3 separate regions of the Homo sapiens genome follow, and regions 1 and 2 are each linked to region 3. Evidence: chromatin contacts called from ENCODE Hi-C or POLR2A ChIA-PET data. All regions are on one chromosome and are shown on one strand. The core of a region is the stretch at or near the end of the contact, and the rest is flanking DNA. Distances in the headings are between cores, read along the strand shown. Region 1 overlaps ARHGAP35 (Rho GTPase activating protein 35). Region 2 holds the start of ARHGAP35 (Rho GTPase activating protein 35). Region 3 overlaps ZC3H4 (zinc finger CCCH-type containing 4).

Region 1 (3,059 bases), core at 527-3,026, 180 kb before region 3:
ACTGTAACCTCTGCCTCCTGGGTTCAAGCGATTCTCCTGCCTCAGCCTCTCGAGTAGCTGGGACTACAGGTATGTGCCACCACACCCAGCTAATTTTTGTATTTTTATTGGAGATGGGATTTCACCATGTTGACCAGGCTGGTCTAGAACTCCTGACCTCAGGTGATCTGCCCGCCTCAGCCTCCCAAAATGCTGGGATTACAGGTGCAAGCCACCACGCCCGGCCATACTTTTAGTGAAAGGAAAGCCATGTATCTTTTTCTGCTGTCTCCTATGTCATGTCTTACTCTGCCGTTTTGTAATGGTCCTTGAGATTGAGATAATAGAGAGAGATTTTCTAGATTTTCACCTACTCACTGATTTTTACTACAGGCATTTTAATTCCTTTAAATTTGAGACTGATTTTCTTCCCATAGTATTTAACTTATCATCATCCTTATAGGAGGGCCAGACCCTTAGGATTTATGTGAATACTGCTAGTTGGTAGGAAAGGTACTTTTCCTGAAGCCTTGAAAGAGTATTTCCAGAATAGTGAGCTTCATATTTTTTTGGTAACTTTTTTTTAAAGGTATACTTTCTGTGTAAATAGAAATGAATTTTTGCAATTGGATGAGGGGGAAAAAAGCTGAAATTTAAGGGCAAAATCTTTTTTTTTTTTTTTTGAGACGGAGTCTCGCTCTGTCACCCAGGCTGGAGTCCAGTGGCGCGATCTCGGCTCACTGCAAGCTCCACCTCCCGGGTTCACGCCATTCTCCTGCTTCAGCCTCCCGAGTAGCTGGGACTACAGGCGCTCACCACCACGCCCGGCTAATTTTTTTGTATTGTTAGTAGAGGCGGGGTTTCACCGTGTTAGCCAGGATAGTCTTCGATCTCCTGACCTCGTGATCCACCCGCCTCGGCCTCCCAAAGTGCTGGGATTACAGGCGTGAGCCACCGCGCCCAGCCGGGCAAAATCTTATAGCATCTTATCCCTTCTATGGTTTGGGAAATTAAGAAAAGTGCACGTTGGTGTTTTCTCACAATTTAATGCTCAGGCAAGTAAAATGATATCCTTAATTGCAAGTTACTGAAGTTGAAAGGCGACCATTTCCCATCAATTAGAAATGGTCTTTATGGTTAACTCTGGCAGAAATTCTGTTCTTCTGTGAGGCTTGGGTGATATCAGTAATCCTATTGAGGAGAGAGCATATTGAATCCTCTGACTTTGGGCAAATAATTTAGTCTCCAGGTCCCAATGCCCTTGTCTGTGAAATGAAGAGAATACTTACCCTTCCCGGGTGGATTTAAAAATCTGTGAGGAAGGCCAGGTGCGGTGGCTCATGCCTGTAATCCCAGCACTTTGGGAGGCTGAGGCAGGCGGATCTCCTGAGGTCAAGAGTTTGAGACCAGCCTGGCCAACATGGTGAAACCCCATCTCTACTAAAAATACGTAATTGGCTGGGCTTAGTGGCACATGCCTGTAGTCCCAGCTACTCGGGAGGCTGAGGCAGGAGAATCGCTTAAACCCAGGAAGCAGAGGTTTCAGTGAGCCAAGATCGCGCCACTGCACTCCATCCTCGGTGACAAGAATGAAACCCCGTCTCAAAAAAAAAGCTATAAGGAAGCCCAGCACAGTGGCTCACACCTGTAATCCCAAGCACTTTGGGAGGCCTAGGTGGGAGGATCACTTGAACTCAGGAGTTCAGACCAGCCTAGGCAACATGGTGAAACCCTGTTTCTACAAAAAATTAGCCAGGCGTGATGGTGTGCACCTGTAGTCCCAGCTGAGGTGTATCACCGGAGCCCGGGAGGTCAAGGCTGCAGTGAGTGGTTATTGCGCCACTGCACCTGCACTCCAACCTGGGCAACAGCAAGTCCCTGTCTCAAATAAAAGCTAAGAAGGCAAGTTTTGTAATAGTACTTTGAGCAGCATAAGGTACATATACAAAATATTGTGGGAAATATATTATGAAGTTTTGCATCTAGGTACATAAGAGACTGTTTCCCTCACAGTGGAGAGCTTTGGTAAAAGAGCAAGTGGATTAGAGCAGTTGTAGCTTCTGTTTTCTCCAGAAAGCTCACGCTGTGCAGCAGCTGTTTTTGTCCATTCTGGCTTTGCAGCAGTGCAGTATTGGGGTTAAGCCACGTGTGTGGGCCTCAGAGGCAGGCAGCTGGGGCCATACTAAGCCGGGTGATCTTGAACGAGTCTCTTGACCTCTGCAAGCCTGTTTTCTCATCTGTAAAATGGGGATTATAATAGTAGCTGCTCTGTTGGGTTACTGTGAGAAATGCTTAATATGGATTGTAGGGCATGATTTCCTATGGTAAGGTTTTTAGAAGTAATAATGGACCAGCTAAAAATGTTCAAGCATTTATCTACTGGGCATGTTGTCTTTTTTTCTTTCTTTCTTTTGAGACAGCTTCTTGTTCTGTCACTCAGTCTGGAGTGCATTGGCGCGATCTTAGCTCACTGCAACCTCCGCCTCCCAGGCTCAAGGGATCCTCCCACCTCAGCCTCCCAAGTAGCTGGGACTACAAGCGCATGCCACCACACCTGGCTAATTTTTTTTTTTTTTTTTTTGGTAGAGATAGGGTTTTGCCATGTTGCCAGACTGGTCTTGAACTCCTAAACTCAAACAATCCACCCGCCTCAGCCTCCCAAAGTGCTGGGGTTACAGGCGTGAGCCATCGCGCCCAGCCTTCAGCATGTTGTCAAAGGAAGTATGAAAATGACAACAACTGATGGCCCATTTTCATCAGTCATCCTGGAAATCAGCAAGAGTCAAGCTGCTTTGTGCACTTATTGGGGTGCACTTATTTTCTCCAAGGTGTCCATTTCATGAGGCATTTTTTGTTAATGGAAAGCTGGGTTAGCAAATGCAGTGATGAAGGGCCATAAGTATAGTTTTAGTAGTTGTTAACCCTTGAAGGTAGTGGGTTTATTTTGTCTTTTTTTTTTTTTTTACGACCTCCAACACTTTCTATTTATCTTGGCTTAATATAATACCTGAAAATGAATTTTAGTTAAGACTTAGAGATTTGTCTAAACAATCTCCAAGCAGGTTGAAAACTGAGACTTT
Region 2 (2,858 bases), core at 216-2,715, 220 kb before region 3:
GCGCCTGGCCCTAAAAGTGCTACATTAAAAAAAAAAAAAAAGTCAATGGAAACATCCTTTAATATAAAAATCTTTATTAATGGAATAAACAAGCCCCTGTAATTTTATTTATCAACGCTTACAGAGCGCTTACTATGTATGCAATGCATGATTTCAAGAGCTTTGCAAAATATAATCTATTTAATTTTCACAGCAGCCCTACGAGAGAGGTACGATTATTATCCCATTTTATAGATGAAGAGACTGATGGCAGAAATGCCAAATGTAATAGGAAACAGCCTTTCTTCATGCATTCCACAAATATTGGCTCGGCGCCCGGGAAGCTCATCTTCCACGATCTGTACTTCCGGAGGAGTCCCAGAGGAACACCTCCTCAGTTCAGAGGAGTCAAGGGTTACAGCGGTGCCCTCTCCCATCACTACTCTTTTCCCTTCAGGCGCCCTAATTGACATTCGATTTGTAGCCATTTGCACAATGCTAAGTGACAGGCTTGGGCTGCACACAGGACCAGGCCGTCTTCCCTCTCCTGGGGATCAGTCGTTCACAGAACCAAAAACAAGTTGCATGGACGCGCGCGTTGGCTGCAGATTTTCTTCACAGCCAGGAGAAAGAGCACGCGCTCTCCAGCCCCGCCTCTTCTTCCGGGACGACGAATTGCGGGGCTCGGATTGGGCTGAGGCGGGCCACGCCTCCTCATATCCTCCAATCAACTCCCTCTCTGGTGCGCTCCCTCCTTCTCAGCCCCGCCCCACCGCCCCACGTTACGTCGCTCCTTCTGGCCTCCTCCGTTATCCCGGCGGCTGCGGCTCGCGCGGCAAACCCACCTCCCATTGCTTCCCATTGGCTGGTCAGGTCCCGCGCGAGCGGGATCGCGCCCTTCGCCCCCCACCCCCAAAACCGGGCCATGCCTCTCTCCTTCGGCTTTCTCCAGGAGCCAGCGCGAGGCAGTAGATCGGCTGCTTGAGACGCGCGCGCAGCTCCTGCGGACCACTCCCTCCGCCCTGCGCCAGCAGCTGCGCCGGCTGGCAGCCCCCCGCGCACGCGCGCTCGCCCATCCCGCTCCCTCTGCTCGTTTGCAAGTCGCCTCGCGCTCAGTCGCGACGGCGGCCGCCGCAATAGCGGCATTTTCGGGGGCGCACGCGCACTGCACCGTCCGCGGCCGTTCCTAACCTCAGGCAGCGGCTGTGGCAGTAAGCCCCTCGGGTGCGCACGCGCTCTGACCTCTTCCCACTGCCTCGCTGGTTGTCCCTTCGCGGCGCGCGCCCAGGGGCCGTTATACCCCTGCAACGGTCCACGCGCCGCGCACGCGCAGTAGCGAGGGGGCGCGCGCGCGGGAGCGGCCGTCGCAGGAAGGAGGTGCCGCCGCTGCCGCCATTGCGAGGGAGGGAGGGAGGGAGGGAGTGAGCGAGGCTGGTCCGCCCTCCCCCTGGTTGCCGCCCCTCCCCCCTTCCCCTCCCCGCCCCCCGCCCCGAGGGAGAGCCGCGGCGCGGCGGCAGGAGGAGGTGGAGGAGGCGGAGGAGGGAACCCGCGAGGGAGGGTCCGCCCGGCCCCCCGCCGCCGGAGCCGCCGCCGCCGCCTCAGCCGCCGCTGGACTAGGAGCAGGGGAACATGGCGCCGGGGCCCCCGTCGTTGCTGCCGGGATTTTGGAGGCCGGGGCCGCGCTGAGGGCGCCCAGCTGGTGAGTGCGCGAGCTCACGGGCCCCGGGCGGCGAGGCCGGGCGCCGCCCCGCTGCGGGGTCCAGGGGGAGGCGGGGACGGCGGGGCCCGGAGCCCGCGAACAATGGAGGAGCTGGAGGGGGAGGGGAGGAGCGGCCCCCCCCCCAGCCCCCCGGGCCCCGCCGTCCCCGTCGCTTCGCGCGTCGGCCCGGCCCGTGGGGCCCTCCTGCCCTTTGGACCTGCCCCTGCCCGCCCCAGCCCTGCTGTCCCCGCCGCCGCCCCCATCCCCGACCCGTTGGGATCTCGGTGTCTGCCTCGGAGCCTACCCGACTTCAGCCAACCGGTTCCCAATTCTGCGCCCCCCTTCCCCCTTCCACCCCTCCATAATGCCCTTCGCTCCTCCCGGGCTCTGCAGTGCTCCTGGGACCCATCTTCTCCTCATTGACCATTCTGCATCTCTTAATTGTGGCTCCCACTTTTGAGATCCGTGACGCTTCTCCCTCTTCTCGATTCTGCTCTCACCACCCTTCAGATCTGTCCTCGGCCCCTTCTTTGACCTACCTTCTGTGCTATTATTCCTGTCTCAGAATCTGTTGCACCCTGGGAGCTGTCCCTTTAGGACCTGCGGTTCCAACCCTTTGGAGATCCATCTGAGACCCCTGTTCGGCCAGGCACTGCTGCCCCAGGTCTTCCCCTTGGACTGAATCCCGTTCCCTCGTGGGCCCTACTACCCGCATTTCTTGTCTGCCCTCTCGCAGAGCCTGCTGCACCCCGGGATGCCCCTCGGCTGGCTTTCTGACCCTTCCGTGCCCCAGCTCATTCCCCTGATCCCCTCGGACTTGGCTGCACCGTGCTTGCCTGTTCCCCTTCTCAGCTCTTGTTCCCGTTTACCATTCAGACCCTTTCCTCTCTTCCAGACCTTTCTGCCTCTCAGCTCTGCCCCTTGCCCGACCTCAGATCTTGCTGCGCTCCCCTCACCTGCTTGCTTCTGACTCTGCCTTCCCGGGAAGCAGCCTCCTCCCCCTTCTCTGACTCTGCAGGTCTCCCATTTCTGCTATTCACTTAAATGATGTATCCCTAACTCAGACTGCCTTCAGTTTCAGCCCGTGTTCTCTTGGAGGTTTCCTCTCTTCCCCACCTCCTTTTTGGCACTCCTCTGAGCTACTGCATTCATTTGCTTCTCCTTTCTTTGGCCTGTCTCT
Region 3 (2,700 bases), core at 106-2,605:
TATTTTTTTCATTATTTTTTATTATTTCCTAAAATTATGTTTGGCGATAAATGAGATATATTGTTAAAATTAATTTCACGAGGTAGGTGGCTTATTTCAGGTCAGGAGTTTGAAACCAGCCTGGCCAACATGATAAAACCTCATCTCTACTAAAAATACAAAAATTAGCCAGGCACGGACGGGCATGGTGGCTCACACCTGTAATCCCGGCACTTTGGGAGGCCAAGGCAGGAGAATCGCTTGAACCCAGGAGGCGGAGGTTGCAGTGAGCCGAGACCACGCCCACTGCACTCCAGCCTGGCAACAGAGCGAGACTCCGTTTCAAAAAAAACAAAAAATTAGCCAGGCGCATTGGTGCACACCTGTAACCCCAGCACTTTGGGAGGCCGGGGCGGGTGGATCACCTGTCGAGGTGGGTGGATCAGGAATTCGAGACCAGCCTGGCCAACATGGTGAAACCCTGTCTCTACTAAGAATACAAAACTAATCACGAATTTGAGACCAGCCTGGCCAACAGGGTGAAACCCTGTCTCTACTAAAAATACAAAACTCAGCTGGGCATGGTGGCTGGCACCTGTAATCCCAGCTACTCAGGAGGCTGAAACAGGAAATCACTTGAACCTGGAAGGCAGAGGTTGCAGTGAGCCGAGATGGTGCCATTGCACTTCAGCCTGGGCGAAAGAGTGAAACTCCGTCTCAAAAACAAACAAACAAAAATTAGCCGGGTGTGGTGGTGGGCGCCTGTAATCCCAGCTACTGTGGAGGCTGAGGCAGGAGAATCGCTTGAACCCAGAAGGCGAAGGTTGCGGTGAGCAGAGATCGCGCCATTGCACTCCAGCCTGGACAACAAAGCAAGACTCCATTTCATTTCCATTTTTTTTTTTTTGAGACAGAGTCTCGCTCTTGTTGCCCAGGCTGGAGTGCAATGGCACGATCTCAGCTCACCGCAACCACCGCCTCCCGGGTTCAAGCGATTCTCCTGCCTCAGCCTCTCGAGTAGCTGGGATTACAGGTATGCACCACCTTGCCTGGCTAATTCTGTATTTTTAGTAGAGATGGGGTTTCTCCATGTTGGTCAGGCTGGTCTTGAATTCCCAACCTCAGGTGATCCGTCTGCCTCGGCATCCCACAGTGGGGGGGTTACAGGAGTGAGCCACTGCGCCTGGCCAGACGCCACTTCAAAAAAGAAAAAAAAAGTAATTTCACCTGTTTCTTTTTACTTTTTTTTTTTTTTTTAATGTGGCTACTGGAAAATTTTAAATGAATGATGTGATTCTGTGGTGCTCCTGTGGGCAGCACTGGCCTGAAGCACAAACCTGGAGCCTCCAGCAGGGGGCAGTCCTCAGTCAGAGATCAGTGAGTCCTCCCAAGGAGCCGTGAGGCCTGACTGGCCACTGCTTCCCCTGTCAAACAGCTCAGACCCTAGGTATGTACTGATTACATAACCCTGGGGCATGCCAGGCGCTGTGGCTCACACTTGTAATCCCAGCGATTTGGGAGGCCAAGGTGGGCGGATCACAAGGTCAGTAGTTCGAGACCAACCTGGCCAACATGGTGAAACCCCGTCTCTACTGAAAATAGCTGGGCGCAGCGGCATGCGCCTGTAGTCCCAGCTACTCGGGAGGCTGAGGCAGGACAAACGCTTGAACCCAGGAGGTAGAGGTTGCAGGGAGCCGAGATTGTGCCACTGCACTCCAGCCTGGGTGACAGAGTGAGACTCTGTATCAAAAAACAAACAAAACAAAAAAACCCTAGGGCAGCAGGCTCCCCGGAGGGACTTGCCTTTTCCTACAGGCGCCCTGCCAACGAGGAATGGACATTCTCCTACGTCTGCTTGCATGGGGCTTCCCCTGCACCCCTCACAGGGGTGCCCCTGCCACCAGTTAACAAGACAGTCACTGACAGATGGACTCTGGAAGCCGGCAGATGTGCTGATGCCTTGATCCTTTCCACTGTCAAAAAAAATAGCCAATCTCCTAGAACCTCCTTGTGAACTAGAAGGCAGGAAAGCTTCATTTGAAAGGGCACCAGTTCCCGTACCCACTCACTCCCCAGATGAATCAGGAAACTCAGGACTGATGTTTGGGTATTTAACCCTAACCCAAGGTCCTCAGCCTGACTCCTCAGGGAGGACAACTGATGCCAGGATGAGTTTCAAATGTCACCTGGCTAGTGGGGAAGCCCTGACACCTCCCCCAAGGGAGCCTTCCCCTTTAGAGACCCCCAACTTCCCTCTATTTTCTCTAATGCATAATGGGGGCCCTGAGAGTTGCAAAGAAACGTTTGACTTTTCCACCAAAATACAATCCTTGCCTCGTCTTTGTGTATCTTTGGTTTTTTGTGGTCTTTCTTGGAGATGGCGTCTTGCTCTGTTACCCAGGCTGGAGTGCAGTGGCATGATCATGGCTCACTGCAGCCTCAATCTCCTGGACTCAACAGATCCTCCCACCTCAGCCTCTCGAGTAGCTGGGACCATAGGCATGTGCCACAATACCTGGCTAATTTTTTTTTTTTTTTTGAGACACAGTCTCACTCTGTTGCACAGGCTGGATGGAATGCAGTGGTGTGATCTCAGCTCACTGCAACCTCTGCCTCCTAAGTAGCTGGGACTACACGCATGTGCCACCACAACTAGCTAATTTTTATATTTTTAGTAGCAATGAGGTTTTGCCATGTTGGCCAGGCAGGTCTTGAGAACCT

Evidence for each region. A loop is a pair of places that touch in the nucleus more often than their neighbours do. ChIA-PET counts read pairs that join two places held with the same protein, here RNA polymerase II (POLR2A). Pooled maps may share reads with other maps.
Region 1: POLR2A ChIA-PET joins it to region 3 with 15 read pairs in BJ. The contact joins two enhancer-like sites. POLR2A ChIA-PET finds 5 or more read pairs at or near these places in 4 of 52 experiments (BJ, GM12878, HCT116 and 1 more).
Region 2: a loop to region 3 is called in a pooled map, with 2.7 times the contacts of the local background. The contact joins the promoter of ARHGAP35 here to the enhancer-like site in region 3. A Hi-C loop is called at or near these places in 1 of 168 maps with a recorded cell type or tissue (mammary epithelial cell) and 7 of 50 pooled maps. POLR2A ChIA-PET finds 5 or more read pairs at or near these places in 3 of 52 experiments (WTC11, activated T-cell and naive thymus-derived CD8-positive, alpha-beta T cell).

The regions. Positions count from the first base shown.
Region 1 is chr19:46,894,520-46,897,578 of GRCh38, forward strand. All of the region lies in intron 1 of ARHGAP35 (Rho GTPase activating protein 35), which reads left to right. Among named protein-coding and RNA genes, the nearest start is that of ARHGAP35, 35 kb to the left of the region's middle. Within about 2 kb of position 1,777, at least 2 of the 41 ENCODE cell types and tissues checked have a DNase peak (open chromatin) inside an H3K27ac peak, as active enhancers do.
Region 2 is chr19:46,859,532-46,862,389 of GRCh38, forward strand. It overlaps ARHGAP35 (Rho GTPase activating protein 35), which reads left to right and starts at 1,466. Exons shown (of 7, transcript NM_004491.5): 1 at 1,466-1,678. LOC124904791 (translation initiation factor IF-2-like) reads right to left here. Exons shown (of 4, transcript XM_047439803.1): 3 at 1,526-1,789; 4 at 58-1,365. The coding sequence ends at 694. RefSeq lists a silencer at 1,235-1,774.
Region 3 is chr19:47,078,161-47,080,860 of GRCh38, forward strand. The region is part of intron 11 of ZC3H4 (zinc finger CCCH-type containing 4); the gene reads right to left. Among named protein-coding and RNA genes, the nearest start is that of TMEM160, 31 kb to the left of the region's middle. Within about 2 kb of position 1,356, at least 8 of the 41 ENCODE cell types and tissues checked have a DNase peak (open chromatin) inside an H3K27ac peak, as active enhancers do.